Linked DNA regions of Homo sapiens: region 2 is linked to region 1. A link is a contact called in ENCODE Hi-C or POLR2A ChIA-PET data. All regions are on one chromosome and are shown on one strand. The core of a region is the stretch at or near the end of the contact, and the rest is flanking DNA. Distances in the headings are between cores, read along the strand shown. Region 1 overlaps AK4 (adenylate kinase 4). Region 2 overlaps AK4 (adenylate kinase 4).

Region 1 (2,900 bases), core at 267-2,766:
AACCACAAGTCTTGGTCGTCAGTATTGAATCATTATGGTGTGTGGCATGGTAGTGGCTGCACCATGTTGGAGTAAATGTGTTCTCATGGTGGGGGATATTAGTGACCCTGGGTAACAGTCCATGGCACTTGGCTTGCACCACAGAGTTAACATACAGCAGATCAGCTGTCCCTGTCCTCCAGCTTTATATACCGAATTAGAAAGACTTGGGCCCTCATCCTTTACTCAGTGGCTTCCCGGCACTCCACACCACATCTCTAATACTGGGTATTTTCTCTGGTCACCTCTTCCTCAGATTGCATACTTCCCTGTAATTTTTCACTTCTGCGTTTCAGTCTTTCCTTGGAAAGGCTGCCCTTTCTGTATGACTTCATCCCATGTTGGACCCGACCCTCCTTCTTTCCTTCTCCCAAAGCACTACTCATACCTGTAATCCCAGCACTGTGGGAGGCCAAGGTGGGCAGATCGCTTGTGCTCAGGAGTTCGAGCCTGGGCGGCATGGTGGAACCTCATCTCTACAAAATACAAAAATAATTAGCCAGGCGTGGTAGCGCACGCCTGTAGCCACAGCTGCTTAGGAGACTGAGGTGGCAGGATCCCCTAAACCCGGGAAGCTGAGGATGCAGTGAGGCATAATTGTGCCACTGTACTCCAGTCTGGGTGACAAAGGGAGACCCTGTCTCAAAAAAAAAAAAATAGACTACTTAGCTGAGGTGGTTGTATTAAGGTTTGGGGTGATGGGGATTAGAGTCTGGCACAAGGAAGTTGACATGGCATGTTAGACACCGGTGTCCTAAAAACCTATCAGCCATTCCCCACACACCCCTTCAGCCACTGCCTGCCCCTCCCCTGGCTTAGGTTCAGCTCACTGATTTCTTGCTCTTTTCCCTTCTGGAGAGTCTGCTCTTTTTCTGTTCCTCAGCTTTCAATCCTCCAATACCAGAAGGATTTGGCTTTCTAATCCAGAATAGTTTCCCTCTTCACCCTCAACCCCCCAAATAAACCCTAGCCTTACCTTTATTGATCCAAAAACTCATTAGTTTTTCCTGAATGAAGGGCCCAGAGCAAAGCATAGGCAGATGTTTTGACACTCTAGTTGTTTTTTTTTTAACCTGATTAAATTTTTAGATGAAGTTTATTTTCCCCCAAGTCTCTCTAAGAATACAAGGAACTCGTTTTCTTAATTCAGAGACTGAGTTTTCTTAATTTTCTTTCTTAAATTCAGAGACCGAATTTCCCTTTGGCAAAGACAGATCCTCGAGTGTCAGGACTTATTATTATTTTTTTCTTGGCTACAATTTGCCTTCTTTTTTCTTTTAACATACCTCATTTACTCACTTAATTTAAAAAATACTGTTGGGATCCTTTGCTCCCTGAGCCTTTGTTTAAGTCACTGAGCTCAACAAGACCTGCCCTTGAGGTGTTCTCAGTTCACAAGGGGAAAGGGGAAAGGGACAGATGGTTGAACAAAGAATTACGGTGTGAGAGAAATTGCTTGAGGAAGTGAGCAAAGGCTTTGGACACAGGGTCTAGGGAGCTACTTGCTGTAGGGCATGTGTTAAGAGTTCAGGCTTTGGAACCACATTGACTGGGAAGCCAGCCAGGCAAGTTACTCAAACACTTTCTATTTCTTCAACCACAAACCAAGAATAATAATGGTACTACTTCATACGGTTGTTGTAAGAATTAATTGAGATAATACGTACAAGGGAGTATAGAAAGACTTGACCCAATATTTGCTTATTTATTTTTTCTTTTTAAAATTTTTATGGATATCTATTTTTAATGTGCTCCATGGTAGGAATTAGCTTAATCCTGCAATTAAGTGAAACACATTTTAAGAATGTATAATATTTTCTCTTTTTGTGTGCCACTTTTTATTTTAAACAACCAAAATAGTGGTCATGACCTTCATTTGACAACCCCTGGTCCAGTACTTCCTAAGTGTTTCATTACTGTTGCCACTGGTATCGTTGTTCTTGCTGGCTGTTGAAGGATGATTGTGTGTTGGCCCGCTCAGTGGACTGCTTGTCCTTGCTGATTGCTGAGGAGGTCCTGTCAGAAGAGTGTCCGCATCAGCTCTCCCTGTTCCCGTTTCCCTTCCGGAGGTTGCTGAGCAGCACACATTTTTGGAGCCCTTGCTGTAGTTCTCCAACAGGGCATTGCCAGAGTTACTACAGAGAGAGAGAGGGAAGACTCTCATGGGCAGCAGTAGCAATCCATCCTGTGTGAGCAGATGGCACTGGAGAATAGCAGCCTTGCTTCTGCTGAGCTGCAGCCAAGATCCTGTTCAGAGAGGCAGCCAACAAGGTGCATGGCACAGCCGGATAGATTCACACTCTGGGCCTTGTGCAATGGCAAGGAATTACTATTTGTGTTGCTTTAAAAGTGACATTCCTCCTTATCCTCTGAATGCGTCTAGTACTTGGGCTGTGCTCAGGTTACAGGGAGGCTGTTCTATGGTTTTTACAGAGTAAGAAAATCCAGAGGGCCCCTGAGATTTCCAATGTAATCCTACTCTGTAGGGCTGAAAGTGCCTGCTATGGTGGATACCAAGGCAGATTTCCAGAACATGAGCTTGAGGAGACGGTTAAACATTCTGGGTTTAAAACTCTTCTGTGATTTTGGCAAATCTTTCAGATTACTTGCCGTTTTCCTATTTGCTCCCTTGCCCAACTTCTGTTGCATTCATCCCAATCTGCTTTTCTCCTCCGCTGCTTATATAAAGCCGCGTGTGGTATTACACCAGATGTTCATGGTGTGTTTATGAATGCATGTGTTCCTATCCCGGGCCAAGAAAATACACTTGACATAGGACGTCCAAAATTTTTTGGCTTATGAAGCTCCAGTATCTTTTACTTTCACTACTTATTTAATTTTAAAAGAAGGTTACTGTACTG
Region 2 (2,900 bases), core at 105-2,604, 34 kb after region 1:
GGTAGGAGGAAGCATAAACTTCAGTTGCTGACATCTGGAGCACAGCTGCTGTTTTTTTTTTTTTTTTCCTTCTACTTTCATTTTAGGTTTAGGGGATACATGTGCAGGTTCGTTACACGGGTAAATTTCGTGTACAGATGATCCTGTCACCAAGGTAGCGTAGTACCTGATAGGTAGCTTTCCAACCTGCACCCTGGTCCTGGTTCAAGCAGTCCCTGTTGTCTGCTGTGCCCACCTTTGTGCCCATGTGTATTCAATGATTAGCTACCCCTTATAAGTGAGAACACATGGTATTTGGTTTTCTGGTCTTGAGTTAGTTCTCTTAGGCTAATGGCCTCCAGCTGCATCCATGTTGCTACAAGGGACATGATCTCATTCTTATTACGGCTGCATAGTATTCCATGGTATATGGAATATATACCACATTTCTTTATCCAGTCCATCATTGATGGGTATCTTGGATGATTCCATGTTTTTGCTATGGTGAATAGTACTGTGATGAACATACAAGTACATGTGTCTTTTTGGTAGAACAATTTATTTTCCTTTGGGTGTATACCCAATAATAGTTTTGCTGATAGTCGTAAGTTCTTTGGGAAATCTCCACAGTGCTTTCCACAGTGGCTGCACTAATTTACATTCCCACTAGCAGTGTGTAAGTGTTCCTGTTTCTCTGCAACCTTGCTGGCATTTGTTGTTTTTTTACTTTTTCGTAGTAGGACAGCTGCTGCTTCTTTTCACCATCTGTTAATAATAACTGGATGACATGGAATATGGAGGTCTTTGATACATGTACAAATAAACATTGTGTAAACAGATAAGGAAAGTATACGATAGGAGAGAGAAAAGGCCTTTATGAAGCAGGTTTTGGTGGTAATTAATTTGCTACTAAGGCTTCCAGTTGGTGATGTGAGTGATTTGAACTCCTGGGCTAGGGAAGGCTGTGGAAGAATAACCAACCACCTGCTTTCAACTTTAAGCTAATCATCAGTGATTGATTGTCATGAACAATGGCTTGCATTTGTAACTTGGTTCTTACTTATTCAACAACTGGGAAGAGATGGGCGGTCCGAAGCAACTATGTTAGCTCCAGATCTTAATGGAGGTAGGAAGGGGGCTGATGTCGCATAGCCTTTTCACAAGCTGCCAAACCCAGGCGGATGTTGGAAGTTGCCCTTCTGAACTGCCCTTTCATTTCCATCAGGCGGAGGGCTTGCTTTGCTGCCTGGGAACGTGGTGGTGGACTCTGGCTCTGCACCCTTCCTGCAGAGTGAATGCGCTCCAAATTAGAAAAACAGAAGTGTCCTACTTTCTATTCCCCACCACTGCCTCAGCTTGTTGCCGCAGCACCTCCTGCTTCAGCTGCCCTTCCTTGGGTTCTTGGCATGGCTGGGAGGAGCAGGTGCCAAGGCCCAGTGGCCAGCACTGCTGGGAACACAATACCAGTCAGGAATTTAATGATATCTCACTGCACTTAGTAAATATTTTGTGGGGGGGGTCTTAAAAAAAACAACCTGTAGATGTCATAATTAGTGATATAACAAGACAGATTCTGGAAGAAATTTAAAAATATAAAATTTCAGCTTTCAATCTGGATTGGCTGTTTGAATGAAAAGAGTGAGCAGCTTTTCTAGGCTTGGTTAGGGGATGAGGGATAGCGATAGTCTGGTGTGGAAGCATGATAAAGCATGCGGTGGAACAGACCCTCTGAGGAGCTAAAGGGAGGAAAGCAAGCAGTCCATGCTTAAACATGATCTTTATTTTACGTTAGCTCTTGGCATTTCTACTTCTTCAACAATTAATGGAATATATTCACATTTGGAATGGGCTAATTAAGGAACCTAGAATAACGCTAGTCAGTCATTTAGAAAGCCTTTCTTGGAGTGTTACTTTTAGTAAATGTAAAAGCATACTTCAACTTGTAATTCTCTCTAAATGGAAAAATTATAAATGCTGCCACCTGTTGACAAAATTTGAGGGTGCATTCTACTCCAGTTGGTCAGTGATCCCTGCCGACAGGGGATCTTACTGGCTGGATAATGACCCTCAGCTAAAAATGCTTTAAAATGTGCTGGTCTGACTGTACCTTATCTGACATTCTGTTCTTGGCGGCTGATTGGTGTGAGAAGTACACCTGAATTGCTTTGATTTGTTTAGCCCAACTTGAGACACAGATGTAGATCAATTTAAAGAATGCTGAAGCTCCCATGCTACCTTATAGAATCCATCATTTAAGACACCATTTCATATTGTATGCCCTGAAGCCTTAAAGTGGATCTGTGGCTGAAAAGTATGTTTTTCTTTTTCTTTTTTTTCTTTTTTTGAGATAAGAGTCTTGCTCTGTCACCCAGGCTGGAGTGCAGTGGCATGAACATGGCTCACTGCAGCCTTGGCCTCCTGGACTCAAGCGATCCTCCTGCCTCAGCCTCCTGAGTAGCTGGGACTAAAGGCATATACCACCATGCCTGGCTAATTTTAAATTATTTTGTAGAGACAGGATCTCACTTTGTTGCCCAGGCTGGTCTCAAAATCCTGGGCTCAAGTGAAATCCTCTCAAAATGCTGGGACTGTAGGTGTTGACCATTCTTCTCGGCTGAGTATCCATATTTTAAAAGTCTTGTAGATGAATAAATACTACTACTTACTTGGTAGAGCACTTGCCCTTATGTCTAACCAGAGTGAGAGAGAGCCCCTTTTCAGGACCTGTGACACAGCACCCCAAACTTTGGAGGCAGCCTTAGCCTATCCCCAGGGCCTCTGTGACCATTGCTGGGTCTAGGACACCACACTCGCCCTGAAAGTGGCACTCTTTGAGGCCAGTCACTTCCAACTCTGCCTTTCATTTCTGAGAGGAAGGTAAGCCATCCTCCTGTTCTCCTTTCTTTTATATCCGCTTCGGT

Evidence for each region. A loop is a pair of places that touch in the nucleus more often than their neighbours do. ChIA-PET counts read pairs that join two places held with the same protein, here RNA polymerase II (POLR2A). Pooled maps may share reads with other maps.
Region 2: a loop to region 1 is called in a map of HepG2, with 1.8 times the contacts of the local background. The contact joins two enhancer-like sites. A Hi-C loop is called at or near these places in 4 of 168 maps with a recorded cell type or tissue (HepG2, Right ventricle myocardium inferior, aorta and 1 more), 6 of 37 single-sample maps with no recorded cell type and 5 of 50 pooled maps. POLR2A ChIA-PET finds 5 or more read pairs at or near these places in 9 of 52 experiments (BJ, GM12878, HCT116 and 6 more).

The regions. Positions count from the first base shown.
Region 1 is chr1:65,173,180-65,176,079 of GRCh38, forward strand. The region is part of intron 1 of AK4 (adenylate kinase 4); the gene reads left to right. Among named protein-coding and RNA genes, the nearest start is that of AK4, 26 kb to the left of the region's middle. Within about 2 kb of position 1,517, at least 11 of the 41 ENCODE cell types and tissues checked have a DNase peak (open chromatin) inside an H3K27ac peak, as active enhancers do.
Region 2 is chr1:65,207,502-65,210,401 of GRCh38, forward strand. All of the region lies in intron 2 of AK4 (adenylate kinase 4), which reads left to right. Among named protein-coding and RNA genes, the nearest start is that of AK4, 61 kb to the left of the region's middle. RefSeq lists an enhancer at 1-36. Within about 2 kb of position 1,355, at least 5 of the 41 ENCODE cell types and tissues checked have a DNase peak (open chromatin) inside an H3K27ac peak, as active enhancers do.